Linked DNA regions of Homo sapiens: region 2 is linked to region 1. The links are chromatin loops, found by intact Hi-C in ENCODE. Cell type or tissue: A673. All regions are shown on one strand. Links, peaks and the distances in the headings refer to the core of each region. The heading gives the core; the rest is flanking DNA.

What was found. Hi-C counts contacts between places; a loop is a spot of excess contacts. Peaks named below come from ENCODE experiments on the same cell type or tissue, not always from the same donor. Only the 100,000 strongest peaks of a DNase experiment are listed, where the experiment ranks them.
Region 2: a loop joins it to region 1, with 9 times the contacts of the local background. A loop is called at or near these places in 3 of 110 quality-filtered maps.

Annotation. Positions count from the first base shown.
Region 1 is chr6:129,879,724-129,891,262 of GRCh38, forward strand. LOC105377999 (a long non-coding RNA gene) reads left to right here. Exons shown (of 8, transcript XR_942986.3): 4 at 8,296-8,350. Among named protein-coding and RNA genes, the nearest start is that of TMEM244, 24 kb to the left of the region's middle. RefSeq lists enhancers at 2,775-3,004, 3,055-3,104. In A673, for the core only: no CTCF peak of the experiment used is centred there; DNase peaks (open chromatin) are centred at 6,848, 7,258, 7,678, 10,038 and 1 weaker place; H3K27ac peaks cover 5,799 bases.
Region 2 is chr6:129,784,142-129,792,141 of GRCh38, forward strand. No RefSeq gene overlaps it. Among named protein-coding and RNA genes, the nearest start is that of TMEM244, 73 kb to the right of the region's middle. In A673, for the core only: no CTCF peak of the experiment used is centred there; DNase peaks (open chromatin) are centred at 4,390, 4,780 and 5,140; H3K4me3 peaks cover 446 bases; H3K27ac peaks cover 1,530 bases.

The sequences.
Region 1 (11,539 bases), core at 3,344-11,343:
TGTAACCTCTGCCTCCCGGGTTCAAGCAATTCTCCTGCCTTGACCTCCTGAGTAGCTGGGATTACAGGCATTCGCCACCTCACCCAGCTAATTTTTGTATAATTAGTAGAAACAGGGTTTCACCATGTTGGTCAGGCTGCTCTTGAACTCCTGACCTCAGGTGATCCATATGGTGGCTATTTTTTGATGGGCTGATGGATTCAGTTTGCCAGTATTTTATTGAGGATTTTTGCATTGATGTTCATCAGGGATATTGGCCTGAAGTTTTCTTTTTTTGTTGTGCCACTGCCAGGTTTTGGTATCAGGATGATGCTGGCTTCATAAAACCAGTTAGGGAGAAATCCCTCCTTTTCAGTTGTTTAGAATAGCTTCAGATGGAATGGTACCAGCTCCTCTTTGTAGGTTTGGTAGAACTTGGCTGTGAATCTGTCTGGTCCTGGGCCTTTTTTGGTTGATAGGCTATTAATTATTGCCTCAATTTCAGAACTTGTTATTGGTCTGTTCAGGGATTTGACTTCTTCCTGGTTTAGTCTTGGGAGGGTGTATGTGTCCAGGAATTTATCCATTTCTTCTAGATTTTCTAGTTTATTTGTGTAGAGGTGTTTATAGTATTCTCTGGTGGTATTTTGTATTTCTACGGGGTCAGCGATGATATTCCCTTTATCATTTTTTATTGTGTCTATTTGATTCTTCTCTCTTTTCTTCTTAATTAGTGTAGCTAGCAGTCTATCTATTTTGTTAATTTTTTTTGAAAAACCAGCTCCTGGATTCATTTATTTTTTTGAAGGGTTTTTCGTATCTCTATCTCCTTCAAGTCTGCTCTCATCTTAATCATTTCTTTTCTTCTGCTAGCCTCTGGATTAGTTTGCTTTTGCTTCTATAGCTCTTTTAATTGTGATGTTAGGTTGTCGATTTTAGATCTTTCCTACTTTCTGATGTGGGCATTTCATGCTATAAACTTCCCTCTTAACACTGCTTTAGCTGTGTCCCACAGATTCTGGTACATTGTCTCTTTGTTCTCATTGGATTCAAAGAATTTCCTGGTTTCTGCCTTAATTTCATTATTTACCCAGGAGTCATTCAGGAGCAGGTTGTTCAATTTCCATGTAATTGTGTGGTTTTGAGTGAGTTTCTTAATCCTGAGTTCTGATTTGATTGCAGTGTAGTCTGAGAGACTGTTTGTTATGATTTCAGTTCTTTTGCATTTGCTGAGGAGTGGTTTACTTCCAAATATGTGATTGTTTTTAGAATAAGTGCCACGTGGCACTGAGAAGAATGTATATTCTGTTGATTTGGGGTGAAGAGTTCTGTAGATGTCTATTAGGTCCACTTGATCCAGAGCTGAGTTCAAGTCCTGAATATCCTTGTTAATTTACTGTCTTGTTGATCTGTCTGATATTGACAGTGGGGTGTTAAAGTCTACCACTGTTATTGTGTGGGAGTCTAAGTCTCTTTGTAGGTCTCTAAGAGCTTGTTTTATGAATCAGGGTGCTCCTGTATCAGGTGCATATATATTTAGGATAGTTAGCTCTTCTAGTTGAATTGATCCTTTCACCATTATGTAATGCCCTTTTTTGTCTTTTTTGATCTTTGTTGGTTTAAAGTCTGTTTTGTCAGAAAGTAGGATTGCAACCCCTGCTTTTTTTTTTTTTTTTTTTTTTTTTTTTTTGCTTTCCATTTGCTTGGTAAGTTTTCCTCCATGCCTTTATTTTGAGCCTATGTGTGTCTTTCTACATGAAATGGGTCTCCTGAATACAGCCCACTGATGGGTCTTGACTCTTTATCCAGCTTGCTTGTCATCATGATGCTATCTGGTTATTTTGCACATTAGTTGATGCAGTTTCTTTATGGTGTCATTGGACTTTATATTTTGGGTTGTTTTGCAGTGACAGGTACCAGTTTTTCCTTTCCAGTTTGCTCTTGCAAGGCAGGCCTGACGGTGAGAAAATCCCTCAGCATTTGCTTTCCTGGAAAGGATTTTATTTCTCCTTCACTTATGAAGCTTAGTTTTGACTGGATATGGAATTCTGGGTTGAAAATTCTTTTCTTTAAGAATGTTGAATATTGGCCCTCAATCTCTTCTGGTTTGTAGAGTTTCTGCTGCAAAGTCCGCTGTTAGTCTGATGGGCTTCCCTTTGTAGGTGACCTGGCCTTTCTCTCTGGCAGCCTTTAACATTTTTTCCCTTCATTTTGACCTTGGAGAATCTGATGATTATGTGTCTTGTGGTTAATCTTCTCTGGGAGTATCTTAGAGGTGTTCTCTGTATTTCCTGAATTTGCACATTGGCCTGTTTGCTAGGTTGGGGAATTTCTCCTGGATAATGTCCTGAAGTGTGTTTTCCAGCCTTTTTCCATTCTCCCAGTGTCCTTCAGGTACTCCAGTCAATTGTAGGTTCAGTCTTTTTACATAGTCCCATATTTCTCGGAGGCTTTGTTCATTCCTTTTCATTATTTTTTCTCTAATCTTGTCTGCATGCCTTATTTCAGCAAGATGGTCTTCAAACTTTGATATCTTTTCTTCCACTTGGTCGATTTGGCTATTGATACTTGTGTATGCTTCATGAAGTTCTCATGCTGTGTTTTTCAGCTCCATCAGGTCATTCATATTCCTCTCTAAACTGGTTATTCTAGTTAGCAGCTACTCTAATGTTTTATCAAGGTTCTTAACTTCTTTGCATTGGGTTAGAATATGCTCCTTTTGCTCAGTGGAGTTTTTTATTACCCATCTTCTGAAGTCTACTTCTGTCAATTCGTCCATCTCATCCTCTGGCCAGTTCTGCACCGTTGCTGGAGAGTCATCGTGATCATTTGTAGGAGAAGAGGCACTCTGACCTTTTGGGTTTTCAGTGTTTTTTTGTTGATTCTTTCTAATCTTCTTGATTTTGTCTAGTTTCAATCTTTGAAGCTGCTGATCTTTGGATGGGGTTTTTGTGGGGACTTTTTGTTGTTGATGTTGCCGTTGTTGTTGCTTTCTGTTTGTTTTTCCTTCAACGTTCAGTTCCTCTTCTGTAGGGCTGCTGCGGTTTGCTGGGGGTTCACTTCAGGCCCTATTCATCTGGTTCACTCTGGTGCCTGGATATGTCACTCAAGGAGGCTGGAGAGCGGCAAAGATGGGTGCCTGCTTTTTCTTCTGGGATCTCTGACCTCGAGGGGCACCAACAGCCTCCCTTGGCTGGGGTGTGGGGGCTCCCCTGCCCCACTGTGGCTCTCAGGCGGGCCACCTAACCACACTACTCTTCCTTCCCCTCCGTGGATCACTGGAGAGATTTATTGACTTTCTGAAGGTTATATAAGCAACTCAAGGCATGACCTAAGAATAAAATGCAAGCTAATAATTACCAAACCAATTTTTCATCCTCAAAAAGTAATTCAGTTTAATTTCTAGGTTAATTTAAAATTAATAAAAGATGTCAGATGAATAGCTCAGAAAGCTCCTACCTTCTTAATCTACAATCCAAACAATAACATGCTTTAAATAACATCATTTACAAATGAGCTAAAACTGTGTCATCTTCATGGCCATAACTCAGGACACTGGCTGAATTATATATGTCTAAGAAATTCAGTCAGATCAATTTATTGAGGCTTCTTAAAATGCCATGATGAATAGAAAACTTTGAGTGGGAGTTGGGAGGGGGCACCTAGACAGGCTATGTAAATCGAAATGATTAAATCGCTTTGGTCATGTTTCATTATTCTGTGGTCATTTTGCCACAGACTCTATTTCTAAATTTGCTTTCTGGTTTTCTTAACATATTATATAACTGGGAGGCAGCAGTTTGGAGGGGCACATTGGACAGGGAAACCAGGATTCATTCTTGGCTTTCCTACTAACTGAATGACTTGGGATCATTTCTTTAAACTTTCTGATCTGCAGTTACTTCATTTGTCATATAATGACTTATCTTGATGATAAGCAAATCCTACTATTAAAATATAGATATGACCCAGTTGAGTTGATGTGGTGGTTAAGATATTTGACTCTGGAGCCTGATTATAGATTCAAATCCCAGCTACTTACCACTTAATAATCACATAACTTTGGGAGATTTGCTTAACTTATCTGTATGTATCAGTCCCTTCATCTTCAAAACATGAATAATTATAGCAACTACCTCTGAGAGTTCATATGAGAACTCAGTAATACAGTTTTTGCCTGACATATGGTAGGTACCCACTAAATCTTAGCTGCCAATAGTATAACACTCCTTATAAGTGCAATAGAAATGTATTACATGAGATCCTTCAATTCATCTAATCTAGGAAACCTTGGGATTAATGTTTTTATTGAATCTATTTGAGCACTATTTAGCTCAGTATCTTCACTGGCAGCAATGACTTATTCTCATGATGAAATTTGCTTCATTTTCTAAATAAGTTTTTTATACTTAGAAAGGCCTTCATTTTATCTTTATCTTCCTGTTTCAAACCTGCTTTCAGAAAAACACTGAAAGAGTTGCTAATATTGTTATGATTATATTCGATTGGCTTTCAACATATGCTTCAAGTTTTATGAGATCCTAAAATTTGTACATTAGCTTTTTAAAAAATTATTTTGAATCACATCAGTCATTCTGTTAAATAAAAATTTTGACTATACGACCAAAGACAGTGTTGAAATTTGGCATTGTGTGGCTCTCTCTTGGTCTGCCAAGGGAGGTTAATTATCAGAAAAGCAGAAAATCCTCAGTGCAACATGATTCACCCTAAGGAGGTCCTTCAGCTGTTTCCAGAGGGCAACTGGAATACTAAGCAAGCCTTTAGTATAAAAAGAATTTTTATTAATGTAAAAAAATTTTTTTATTAGTATCCAAAATTTAATATCACATCTTAAATTACTTCAGTTCCCATATGACAAAGGTAAAATTAAATAAGATTTCAACATAAATGCAGATATGGCACCGCACAGGTTATAATAATTTGACAATGAAATAGTCTTTCATGTCAAGAGGAAATATGTTAAAACAATACAAGGCATAAAAAGATTTCTTTATTCGAGTTAATGAAAGAGTGGCAAGTACCGATGCAAAAGAGATCTATATAATTATACCAGAGATAAAAAGATAAACCTGTCAATGTCGCAAATTTGTGATACTTTAGGAAGTTGTAGTCTTTCCTGAATTTAAATAAACAAGATAAAAAAAAACCTGACAACTCTTGGAAAAATCGATCCTTCCAGACCACACTTTGTTAGGGAAGAATAGATTTTTTAAAAATATTGAAATGCTAATTTTTGAGACGGGTTACTGAAGTAGTTGAAGTTTATGATTATTATCTTATGTAGCCCTAATATAAAAGGGGAATGATTTTGTGTATCTTTAATTACCTTTTCATCATACCTAAGTAAGCTTAGGGTTTATTTTAAGTTTCTGATTTAAAACACACATTGCAGGGAAATCAGAGCAATAACTGGATTTTAACATCAAACATTCTGATGAAGAAAGCACCTCATCAATTTGAAGTGTTTTCCAAATATGCAAAGTGATTGGAAGATGTAAGTTAAAGGAGCATTTCAACCCCAATTTTTGACATAAAGCATTTCTGAATTCCATGCAATAAAAGGATCTTAGCTTTAATGTTTTCTCATAAAGCCTTATATAATTTGAAGTATCTAACTAATTTTGTCCAAACTAAATATAAAAATAAATTACATATGAAATTCATGTATTGACAGCTAAAGATGAAAAGGAATATGTTTGTGGCATTGGATCAAACCAGTTAGTGCAATTTAAATTTCCAAATGTATCACATGTGTGTATAGAAAAGAAATTAGAAAATATGATCTGTGTTCTCAAGATAATCCAACCATACGTGAAATGTATGGTTTAAGCCAATATCTCAATAAGAGTAGAAAGATGCAAGTATTACTGTGGGCCTGTCATCGGGTGGGGGGCTGGGGGAGGGTTAGCATTAGGAGAAATACCTAATGTAAACGACGAGTTAATGGGTGCAGCAAACCTACATGCCACATGTATACCTATGTAACAAAACTGCACGTTGTGCACATGTACCCTAGAACTTAAAGTATAATAAAAAAAATATGCAACGCACCTAGCTCAGTATGTGGCATGTACTGAGTGCTAATAAATGTTGGCTGATATTAGCCATGTTATTTCTTTAGAGGGTGCATGTTATTGAGTAACAGGAATGCACCATGAATTGTTTAGTAATTCACCTACATGTGTGTATTGAGATTGTTTCCTCTATGGGTTGCTTTGTTTAGTTGATTGGTTTACTTGGTAATACAAGCAACACATATTGTGTACTACACAAATATGACTACTTCTAAAGGATAGAGTGCTATAAGTAGAACCATTGGAGAAAGAGATTCAGATTTTCAGCTCTGATAGAGACTACCAAAAGGCCTACACTGATTTACACTTTCAGTATATGTGAAGGTCTATTTTCCTTTGGATATGATCCCAAAAAATGTAGTGCCAATCTGATAACTTATTTTTATTTGTTGGTTACAAAGAAGTTTAGGCTTTTTTTTCCCCAAATGTTCTAATTGTCAGAAATAGCATGTATTTTATAGTCCATTCTTTTTCCATTGCTATGAAATAAATCTTTATTATATGTTAGGTTTAATGTAGATAATGATCTAAATATCGGCATATAGATAGACAAAAAAAGTGTGTTTCTTTGAAGGAAAACAATGTCTCCATTTCAGTATTCTAATTCTAATCATGTGTGATCATCCAAAGCTATGTACTGGGGCCATGTTGTTTTATTGCCCCATGAAATTGTCTTAACTGGGCTTTATTATTACCTTGCTTTTCACTGAGAGAACTTTCAAGAAATGCCCACGTGGGCATGGTGGCATGCACGCGTAATCCCAGCTACTCAGGAGGCTGAGATAGGAGGATTGGTTGAGCTCAGGAGTTCAGGGTTGTAGTGACCTATGATTGCACCAGCCTGGGTGACAGAGACTTCATCACAAGAAAGAAAGAAAAGAAAAAAAAAGAAGGAAGAAGGAAGGAAGGAAGGAAGGAAGGAAGAAGGAAGGAAAGATGGAAGGAAGGAAGGAAGGAAGGAAGGAAGGAAGGAAGGAAAGGAAGGAAGGAAATGCTTACATGAACTGCCATATCTGAAAATCCTACCTCACAATGTTCACTTGGCTGATACAGACTTCCTCTAACCTGGGAAAATAGATATGCACAACATATGACAGACAAAAGCTAACATCCCTAAAAAATGAAAAGCACTTGGTAATCAATTTTTTTAACTTACCAGACAAAGTGGCAAAGGATAAAAAGCATGAAAGGCAGCTCTTAGAAGACAAAATAGAATGTCCAATAAACACATAAATGTATGCCCAATCTTACTCTTAATTTTAAAAATGCAAATAGAAATAATGAGAGACGAATCTCAGATTCCTCCCTCCCCTGTTGATAAGTTGGCAAGCAAAAAGCTTCTGGGTGTGAAAGAAATAAGCACTCTTATAGGAAAAATTGGTGAAAACTTTTGTGAAATAATTTGGCATTACTTATCAAATGTTTAAGTGATTTTTATTTTGCAATTCCACTACTGAGCATTTATCCTGAGTCTATCTTGCACATTTACACAGAGACAGATAAGTGCAATAACATCTATAGTAATAATTATTGTAATTATAAAAAAATTGAAAGCAATCTGTTTTATAAATAGGAGATTAGATTGATAGATTGTGGCCGTTCATGCAAGGGAATATCACTCAGCTGTTAAGAAAGGTGACATCTATTTATCCACCAAGATTTATATATACTATGTATGCAAACCAGCAGCTCAGCTTAGTGAGCAGATTCTGAAGGCTCAGTGCAGACTCTGGAATCATACCCGGGTTTGAAACTTGGCACCACCATTTATAGCTGGGGTTATCTATAGCAAGCATCATAATATCCATATGTCTCACTTTGCTTGTCTATGAAATGGACACAAGAATAGGACATCTTGCTATGAAGTTGCTATGAAGATAAAATGATACAATATTTGCAAGGCACTTAGACAAGGGTCTGGCACATAGAAAGCACTATATAAGTTTTTGTGAAATATAATAAATACTCACATGGAAAGTCGTTTAGAAGTAGACTTCTAAAGTAGAAAGTAAACTGGTGCAGAAGAGTATATCCATATATGGAAACGAAATGATAGAGGTGAGATACATACTTCCATATGAATAAAATATTTCTGGAAGCCACAATAAGAAATGAAGAGTTTACCTCCAGGATATGGTAAGGAGTTACATGATCTTAAGGCCCTTTTATTTTCACCCTTCAGTATTGTTTGAAGTTCTTTTAATTTTATTTCATGGGGAAGAGGAAGGAGACACAGCAGCAGCGGCAGCAACAGCTCCTGGAAGATTTCACGGCAGGTGAGAGGCTGTTTCACCCTGAGCTCACAGGTAACCTCTGCAGCATGGTAGGTTTTATGCTGCAAGCAGCTGGGCTCACATCATCTTGTCTCTGACTTGACCAAAATACTGTCTCCTATCTCTTTGTGTGTGTGTGTGTGTGTGTGTGTGTGTGTGTCACACACACATACCCATGTTAAAAAGTTAGGATCATGTGGTAAGTACAACTTTTATTTCTATTATTAGTAGTAGTAGTATTTGAGATGGGGTCTCATTATATCACCCAGGCTGGTCTTGAACTCATGGAATCAAGTGATCTCCTGCCTCACCCTCTCAAGTAGCTGGGATTACAGGTGTGTGCCACTATGCCCAGCCCTATTATTTTTAGTTAATGATTCACTAGGGAAGTTTTCCCATTTTCTTCAAAAATATGATTTTAATAACTGCATGATGTTCTATTATGTACATACACTACAGCCTTTTCTGAACAGAACTAAATGGGCCAAGTGGAGCAGAGAATCAAGTTCATGTTCCTGTGAGGTCAGCCTACACAATGTATTCACAGTCTTCATTTTTTACTGCTGTATGGCATTCCTCCTCATTGTTATAAAACGTGGGAGGCAAGGATCTGGCAAGCTAATTCACTTTAAGATACAAATTACTGATATGGGGAAGATTGATACTGATACTGATATGGGGAAAAAACACTCTGCATTTTAACAAGAAGCAGACCATTAATCCAAAGGTTTAATTTTTAATGGTAGGTTTTCACTTATTAGCAAGACGAGTAAGGGAAACGTTGCGGATGGAAGAAACATTTAAATGTAGCATTTGCAGATGAGACTGGGTAGATGTTGGCTGAATTGAAATATTTGGAAGCTGGCACAAATAGGCCTTCAATATGTCATCTTTTTTATTGTTGCAAATTGCTACAGCATAGAAACCATAGCCACTCAAACAAGTCACAATAATAACAAGAGACCACAGAGACCCCTGGAATATAAAATACTAATTTTCCAATTTTGCCCACTCATGGTTTCTGGCTTTGCTATTACCTTGGTTAAGTTTACTCGACTTTTCTGTGTCTCACTTTTATCAACTACACAATATGGTCTACCCTAGAAAGATTGTGAGAAGTGAATGCTCAAAATATTCAATTCCATGATTCTTACTTTCATCCTTCCCTTTCCTCTCTTCCCAGAGAGAATGTTACAGTAGGTGGAATACAACACCTTTGACAAAAAACATGATTGCAAGTCTTGCCTCAAACACTTACCATCTAGGCAGGCAACTAATCTTAGCTCACTTTGCTAATCGATAAAAATAGGCTAAAATATATAAATATATGCTTTAACTTAAATGAATGTTAATGTCTGTTGGGCCTATTACCTGACATTTTTATTGCCATTAGGAGAAGCAGCAGGAGGATAAAAATACATTTAACATTTTTGAGAACATAATATGAGTTAGCTTTTTCTGTTGCTTACCTTCTTTACTCCTCAAAGTAGCTGTCTAAGGTAGATACTTTACACAGAGAGAGATGAAAGCTTAGAGTTTACCCCAACGCACACACTTCAGAAGCAGTGGAGCTAGAATTAAAATTCTAAGGCCTCTATCTGCTGCTTCACACTGCCTATGTGATCTTTAGAGGTCTGTAGAGGCACATGGAATTCAAGAATTACTATTATCATATTACTAAATGGTTATAAAACCAAAATGGCATGAGTCACCAAAGTGGGAGTGACTCACCAACATCTCTATTGTGAGAACTTTTTGTTCTGCAAATCTTTCCTCAATATGGAAGGAACTAATTTATGATGAAGTGTTTCATAAAATAAAAGCATGATATGTCAATGCCTATAAGTGTATATCCCAATGATAGCTGGATTTTTAGGTACAGATGACTAAGCTTTTTACATGTGTATAAAGTTTATAGATATTTATATAGATATCACATATATAAGAAAAAATTATGTGTGTGTGTATATACATATATGATGGATATATATGTGTGTATATGTATATGTAAAGAATATATGGTTGGACTCTTACTTTATACCTGAATGATAGACAGGGAAAATTGAGTAAAACATTTGAAAAAAATTTACATTCAATTCCTTTTCTTTCCCTTTGTAAAGTAAGCCACACACTTTCTAGCTACTTTCCTGGTGAATCATCTTAACATCATGTCCACTCACATTATTTTGTCTTTCTCATTCATGTCATTCCCACGGAAACCAAGAAAGTGAATCTTACACACCTGTCTTCTCTTCTTCCTCAATTGTGGCCAAATGTCTCACCCTCCATGCAATAAACATGTCTGAGCTCCTGTTCTCATGCCAGTGTCTGTTCCAGGCAGAGCAACACGAGGCACTGCATGTGCAAAGACAGGAAGTCACTATTTCTGCTCTCCAGGAGCTCACAATTGAATGAGAAGAAGCTCAGTTTGGGTGGTGGAGCCAGTGAGGCTGACTTGGACATGGAGGAGGCTGGAGAAGGGAAAGTCCTCCTCCAAATGCAGAGTGAGCAGGGAGAGCCAGGGATGATTTTTTTGACAAAGTGTGAGAAAGCTGGTCAGAAAATGTAGTGAAGGCACCAGGACAATGTAAGTTTAAAAGATGTCAAGCCACATGGTTTTGGGACATTCTTCAGGTGGCTTTAGAAGGAAAGAGATGAGAAAACATCTACATTCAGGAAAAGAACAGAGCATTGCAGCATTTTCCTCACCTTGTCATTGACACCTTCCCTACCTCCTATGCTACTAAAAATATTGGTAATCTTGGGTAAACGGCTTGTCCTGAGTCATGTGGTCACACCAGGCCCCTACATACGAGTCATCACAGCCTCTCTCACCTAGTGTGTACCCTGGACCGTGAGCTGTAGTGATAAGTGAGGCTCGACTGTTCAAGTCAGACACATGGCCCTGAGGTTTGCTAGCCTTCTCATCTCTGCTAGTGTGCTTGAATTTCCTAATCCTTGATTTCCTCATAGGTATAATGGAGATAATAATATCTCTCTCAAAAGATTTTGTTTTAGTGACAATTTAAAAAAATAGTAAAGTACTTATTCTAGTGCCTGGTATATGGTAAATGTTCAAAAATCGTACTGAATATTGTTTTGCCTTAGACACATGTCATTTTCCTGCCTGGTGTATTTTTTTTTTTTTCTTTTGTGACAGAGTTTCGCTCTGTTGCCCAGGCTGGAGTGCAA
Region 2 (8,000 bases), core at 1-8,000, 99 kb before region 1:
TCCTCACAGCACAATCAGGAAAACACCCTTTTTAGGTGGGCACAAAGACCCAACCTAAGCTAATGAATCTCTTTGTGCTGGGTGTTTGAATCTGCTGTGGAGATACAATAGGTAGGAAAGGAAGTAGAGTGACTCATTTCAGATATAGGTGTGCATGAGTTTCCACTAAAATGTACTACTGGTACCTGTTCCCAGGAGTATGTAGGCTCTCTTCATTGGGTACTTTGCAGGTATGTTCTTCTTGTAGTCTAAAAACATGCCAATTTCCAAAAAAAAAAAAAAAAAAAAAAAAAAAAGTGAGAATGGGGTAGCCTCTTAACTAAAAATAAGATAATACTATTTGTTAAAAATCTAAGATGTAAAACAGGCCATATACACAATCTGTAATTATAACATCTCTACAAAGTTTATATTATGATATTCCTTATGGCAGAATGCAAATACTTAATCCCTTTTGCACCAAGAGTCTTATGATTCTCTCTCCCTCTCTCCCTATCTGACTTGCTGTTCATTCTATGATTTTGTCCCTGTGTCTCTCAGTTTCATGTCTCCTGACTCAGAAGTATGGCACATCTTTGTATTTTGTCTTGTATTTTGTCTTTAGTATTTTGTCTTGACTTATTCATAGATACTCCTTAATATTGCCCCTCCCAGGTCAGACTAGCCCTTTGCTATATTTTTTTCTGACTGCAAGAGGCATTTGTTCATTCAATAAACATCCATTAAGCCCCCACAGAATTCTAACTCAGCAGTGAGAAAAGTAGATCTATGGACAGTACAGTGCTTATAACATTTCAGAACGAGTGCTTCTCCTCTGGCCAAAGCCAAAGTCTATTAGTGAGCTTGATTAACTCCTTCACCTTAAGTCAGCAAGAAAAGATGTAGCAGAATAGCATAAGTGAGGCAGATGACTTCAGTGACAGCTGATCTGAGCACATGCTTTGGTTAAATTCTAACTTTATAAATATTTATTGAGCATCTAGGCAGAAGCCGGGAATGGGAGTATGGTGGTGAATAAGGTAGACAAGATCTAGACCTTACTGGAACATACACTTCAGTAAGGCACATGGACATTGAATTAGTGGGTGATGAAAATCTTGTAAGTTGAAATGAAGGGCACTTAGCCTAGTGAAGAGTGAGGGAAGATGATTCCAGGCAGAGGAAATAAAACTCACGATGACTCAGAATTAAGAAAGAGTTTGGAATACTGGGTGAACTGAGGGTGGATGGAGGTGGTGGTCTGGAACAGGGATAATGGGTTGGCGGGGGGGTGGTAAACAGGTGGAAAGGTAAGCTTGATACTGAACTGGGAGCCTCTGGGGTCTTGTTAAGAATTTAATTTATCTTGAAAAACAAGGGAATCTTTAAAGAATTTAAAGAATTTTAAGCAGGTGAGTAACATGATTAGATTTACATTCCTAACCTAACACAGTGGATAAAATAAGCAGAATAGGACACTTTTGTTCAAATATGGCAGATGGAACGTGTACACCTCTAACTGCTCCCCCAGTCCTTTCTAAAATAGCAGTAAAGGTATTTTTTAAGAAAGCAGAAATCCTAAATGACAAGGAGAAGAGGAAAAGTGATCCCATCAATAAGATTTTGGAAGCTGGAGAGCAGATGGCCAAGTGGTAAAGGATTTAACAGGCCCAAGAAAACCAAACCAACAGTGGAAAAGCAGAGAACCAACCTGATTTATACATTAGAATCCCCCAAAGCTCAGCAGCTGCTGCCACCAGCTGCTTCTAAATGTAGACATGACAGGGTCCAAGGAAAGCAACAGAGTCAGGAGCATTGGTCTAATGTCTGTTTAAGAAGCAGTCAGTCTCTGTTCCATGTAGCTGGGCCACTGTGTTTCACTCATCCTGGGGAAAGGCTGAAGGCTTATTCTCTGGAAAGGAGGTTTCTGGACTAGAGGACACCCAAGCATGGCCAAGAAGAAGGAGTAAGATAGATGTTGTCAACAGACCGGTACTGAGACCTGGCAACTTAATTCTCCACTCCTGGACAGCTAAAAGCCAAGCTTTTGTTCATAAGGCAAGAATGTGGAATGATCTCCTTTAAAGAACCTTTTCAGCTCAGAAGAAATGTCCTAAAAATACTAACATCAGAGGCTCCACAGCTGCTGTTATGGCAAATGATTTTATTGTTATGAAAGTATTTAGTGAGATTTTATTTTCCCCCAAATAGGTTCCTTTAAATAATGTTATATTAAAATTTATATTAATAATTATAATTTAGTTTGCCTTTTAACATTTATATGTCATTTTGAATATTTTAGAATATAACTTTTTTGAAAATATATAAACAAAATTTTAATTTACATATTTCATGAAAATACAGTCATTTCATATTCAATGAAGTTAAGCTCACTTTAAATATAATTGCATTTTATTTCTTAATCCTTTAGTAAGAATGAGTTTAAATTGAGAAATAGAAAATATAAAAGTAGAGCTCAGGGGAAAACTAAAAAGCATAAGGAAATAAATGTTCAATGGGGCAGTCTGCTTAAGTTATTAAAAACTGGAAACAACAAAAATAAGATTTATACTGAGCATGACCCATATAAAAATTGCAAACCGGCCTGGGCATGGTGAGTCACACTTTTGTAAACAGGGCCTGAGCGTGGTGAGTTACACTTGTAATCCCAGCACTTTGGGAGGCTGAGGCAGGAGGATCTCTTGAGCCCAGGAGTTCCAGACCAGCCTGGGCAACAAAGTGAGACCTTGCCTCTAGAAAAAAATTTTTAAAAATTAGCTGGGCATGACGATGCAAGCCTGTGGTCCTAGCTACTTGGGAGGCTGAGACGGGAGGATCGCTTGGGCTCAGGAGGTCAAGGCTGCAGTGATTATGCCACTGCACTCCCGCCTGGATGACAGAGTTAGACCCTGTCTCAAAAAAACCCCACAAAATTGTAAACAAGATATTACATATTCTTTATTGTAATACATAAAGATTTAATTACTGACCAAAATAATGAAAATGAAAAAAATTATTTTTATCAAGTCCACAACTTAAGTCAAATGAAATCCCTGCAATTTTATATAAATAAAGATTTAATGAAGATATTACTGTAAGAGATGGCCAAAATCGCAACATAAGTGACAGACATATGCTGAAAATAAAATAAAAAATACGTTATAACTATGTTTAAACTTTGTACAATTATTGTTTCACTCCCAAATATACTTACAGTGGCTTTTTCTTTTTTTTTTTTGAGACAGGGTCTCACTCTGCCCATGCTGGATTGCAGTGGCACGATCACAGCTCACTGCAGCCTCAACCCCCCAAGGCTCAAGTGATCCTCCCACCTCAGCCTACCGACTAGCCGGGACTACAGGCACATGCCACTATGCCCAGCTAATTTCGTTTATTTTTTGTAGCGACAGGTCTTACTATATTGCCCAAGGTGATCTTGAACTCCTGGACTCAGGCAATCCTCCAGCCTCACCCTCCCAAAGTGCTGGGATTACAGGCATGAGCCACTGCACCTGGCCATATATTGTGACTTTTATTAACAATTTCATTTACTATTCCTCAGCTAAGCGGCTTCACCAAATGTAAATTAATTAAAAAGTCTAAGAACTACACTGACCTAATTTGACATTAATGTTAATAGAATACAAATCGTGAGAAAATCCTAATTTTAACATAAGTAGTATTTTTTAATTTTTAAGTGTTTAGTTATTAGATGGCATTTTGGCCTCTGTTTATACTCTCTCACAGACCATCTAGTAGTTAGCAATGGACTTGAGACTGGTCAACAGTTGCTAAATCAGAACCCATTAACTTAACCAGGTGTGGACTCATTAACTTAACCGGAGGATACTGTAGACCTGATAACCACCCTTAATACTTCACTGGGATCATTTGGCAAGCAATAATGCAAGCAAATTAACCTGAAGTGATTCAGCTAGGGTGAAAGAAATCAGAGAGAAAGGATGCATGAAAGGAAGATGGTTTCTAAATCACTGGTTCACATCAGAATCACCTTCACGAAACATTGAATAGAGTAGACAGGGCTAATAAAATTTTTCACCCAGAAAAGGTTTGGCCAAATAGTTTCCAGACTATTTGCAAAACTGGAGTGGTAATGAGTTGCTGGTTTACTTTTGTTATTATTTTTTTCTTAAAAAATAGTGATTCTAATGTGTGGAAGCAATTGCAATAAAATACTCTAGATATGACTTAGTGGCATCATCTTCTCATTGAAAAAATACCCCAACCTCATCTTATCTGCAATGGAAATAGAGTATTTCTTTAGTGCATATAATGAAAAAAATTACAACTGTCAGAAATGATAGCCTAGACTACTTGAAGAAAGCTTCCCTTAAAGCTGTAAATCACCAGTGTTAGCACAATTGAGTAAATTTCCTTTTCCTTCCTTTTTTATTCTTCTCCCTGTCTATATTTCCCCTCCTCTTTATTTCTTTAATTGTCCGCCTTATAAGTGTTTCCCCACGTTGACATTTTGAGTAATGCTTCTCATTAAAAATTTAAAAATATTTTCACATTTTTGAACATATGAAGCATCAAAAATATGTGGCCTTTGTGATATAATTCTTTAGATTTGTGACAGATTTGGGAAGAAGATATTTTTAGTTTTGACATTTGAGAAAGTTTTTACCTGTATTAAAACATATGTTATAGTCTTCATTAGGATTCCTATTTGAGCACAAAAAAATATCTGCAAGAAAACGCAAATAGCAGCAACAGTGAAGAGCACTGGCTTAGGTCAAACAGACTTCAATTTAATCTGAGCTCCCCCTTTGCCAGCTGTGGGACATAAAACAACTGGCTTAACCTTCACTCGTCTAAATGTCGTCATCTGCCAAATGGGTGTAATAGTAGCTCCTATCTCCTAGAGATGTGAGAATAAATTAATCTGTGTGAAATCCTTGGAATTGTGTGAGGCACACAGACAAGCTTGTGGATGTTATTATTGATCCCACTGTTATTATTATTATTCATTATTTTTAACTGACTCTGATTTACTTTTATAAAATAAAATAATACATGCCTGATATGGTTTGGCTGTGTGCCCACCCAAATATCATCTTGAATTATAGCTCCCATAAATCCCATGTGTTGTGGGAGGGACCCGCTTGGAGATAATTGAATCATGAGGGCAGTTTCCCCCATACTCTTTGTGGTAGTGAGTAAGTCTCACGAGATCTGCTGATTTTATAAGGGTTTTCCCCTTTTGCTTGGCTCTCATTCTCTCTTGACTGCCATCATGTAAGATGTGCCTTTGTTCTTCCCTCAACTTCCGTCATGATTGTGAGACCTCCCCAGCCATGTGGAACTGTGAGTCCATTAAACTTCTATTTCTTTATAAATTACCCAGTCTTGGATATGTCTTTATCAGCAGTGTGAAAACAGACTAATACAATGCTCACAATAGAAAAATGTAGATTGTAAAGAAGCACAAAATAGAGTCTTCTTCTGACTGCTACCACCCACCTCTCTGTTAATGGCTCTTATGTATCGTCTCTCAAATTATTTTAGGAACCAGCTTATATATGATCCTTTCTGAAGCTTCATGCAGAGCAATCAGACCTTGCCCTCTGTTTGCACTTTTGTCACTTAACATTTATCTTGAATGGCTTTCTCTATCCACACATCTACATCACTCTCATTCTTTATAATAACTGTATCATATTCCATTGTATACATGTACTACAATTTATATAAACATCCTTTTGCAGTTTTTTTTTTTTTGCAATTATGTCTGTTAGGAAATGTCCTAATGTAGTATAATTTCTGGATTAAACTATGTGTATTTTCTACTTTGGTATATTTTGCTGAATTACCCTCCCAAAAAGTTTGCATTAATTTACTACAGTGGTATTTAATGCATTTGGGTATGGCTCTGAAAACATGTATGTAAATGATCTGTTTGAAATAGATTTTTAAATTAAATTCACTAGGGATATGATTTGCTTTAGCAGGGTTCATGACCCTTTGTGATAAGTTTTGAAAGATGTAGATTCTCATTTTTCTGATGATGTGCATTCAAGAAAGTGCTGAGGTGTACACATTTTTAGAGGAAGCATGTCTTTGGGAGACTGAACAATGGCCAGCCAATAATGTTCACAACCCAATCCTTTGATTTCAGCCCAGTGAAACTCACACCAGACTTCTGACCTCCAGAGCTAAGATTATAAATGTGTGTTGTTTTAAGTCACTAAGTTTATGGTAATTTGCTACAGCAGCAGTAGGAGACAAACCATTCATGTATCCCAGATGAAGATTCAGCTATGTGGGCACATGCCCTCTGTAAGAATGTATGAGAGCACAGCTTTAGAAAACCAAAAGCTGGCCAGGTGCAGTGGCTCATGCCTGTAATCCCGGTACTTTGGGAAGCTGAGGCAGGAGGATCACTTAAGGCCAGGAGTTCGACACCAGCCAGGCCAATATGGTGAAAGCCCATCTCTACCAAAAATACAAAAATTAGCTGGGCATGGAGGTGCATGCCTGTAATCCCAGCTACTCAGGCAGCTGTGGCAGGAGAATCACTTGAACCTAGGAGGTGCAGTAAGCCAAATTGGTGCCACTGCACTCCAGCCTGGGTGACCGAGCTAGACTCCATCTCAAAAAACAAACAACAACCACAAAACCCAGAAAACCAAAAACCTTTAGTACACAAAGTAGAAAAACATTGAACCGGTCACATTTGGAGCAATACAACAGACCTGGAGGTCAGGATACTAAGCAAAATAAGCCAGACATGGAAAGACAAATACTGTATGATTTCACTTCTATGCAGAATCTAAAATAGTCAAACTCATAGAAGCAGAGACTGGGTGGTTCCCAGAGGCTGAAGGCAAGAAGGGGTAAATGGGGAAGTGTTGGTCAAAGTGTACAAAGTTTCAGCTATGCAAGATAGATAAGTTCTGGAGCTCTTCTGTACAAGATAGGGTCTATAATTGACAATATTACATAGTATACTTAAAAATGTTCTAGAAGGATATATCTCACATTAAATTCTCTTACCACAAAAGGAACAACAAACTAACAAAAAGTAAAATGAACAGGAGGAAATTTTGTAGGCAGTAAATAAGTTTGTTGCATTGCTTATTGGTAATGGTTTCAGGGGTATATCCTTATCTCCAAACACATCAAGTTATATACATTAAAAATCTACAACTTTTTGCCTGTAGTCCCAGTTACTGAGGAAGCTGAGGCAGAAGGATCACTTGAGCCCAAGAGTTCAAGGCTGCAGTAAGCTATGATAGCGCCACTGCACTCCAGCCTGGGCAACAAAGCAAGACTGTTTCCAAAAGAAAAAAGAAAAAAATTTACAACTTTTTGTTATGTCAATCATATATCAATAAAGTGGTTTAGAAAGTGTTGAGCAGGCCACTCCAGCTCCCCATCCTCCACTGCCCTAGACTCCAAGTGTCTCCATGGAGCACCCAGTGTTCCAAGAAGCAGATTGAAAACTATTCCTTCAGTAAATGAAACAAGCTTTCCTTTAAAATTTGAGCATGTATTAGTAAATCTGATCTTAAAAACAAACATTTATTTTCACTTGGTAAATTTGTTTTTGTTTTTGTCTTTGAGACAGTCTCGTTCTGTCACCAAGGCTGGAGTGCAGCAGCAAAATCGTAACTCACTGCAGCCTGGATCTCCTAGGCTCAGGTGACCCTCCCACCTTAGCCTCCTGAGTAGCTGCAACTGTGGGTGCATGCCACCACACTCGTCTAATTTTTTATATATGTATATTTTTTAGTAGAGATGAGGTCTTGCTATGTTGTCCAGGCTGGTTTCAAGCTCCCAGGCTCAAGCAATTCTCTTGCCTCAGCCTCCCAAAATACTGGGATTACAGGCATGAGCCACCATGCCCAGCTTTGGTAAGTATTTTTTTTTTTTTAACTTGGTAAGTACTATTTTTTTTTTCTATTTTCAGGGACGCTATACTGTGCTAGGCTCTGCAACACAGCAGTATACAAGACACACTTACTCTCCCTCCCCCAACCCCACACCTCCCCACCCCC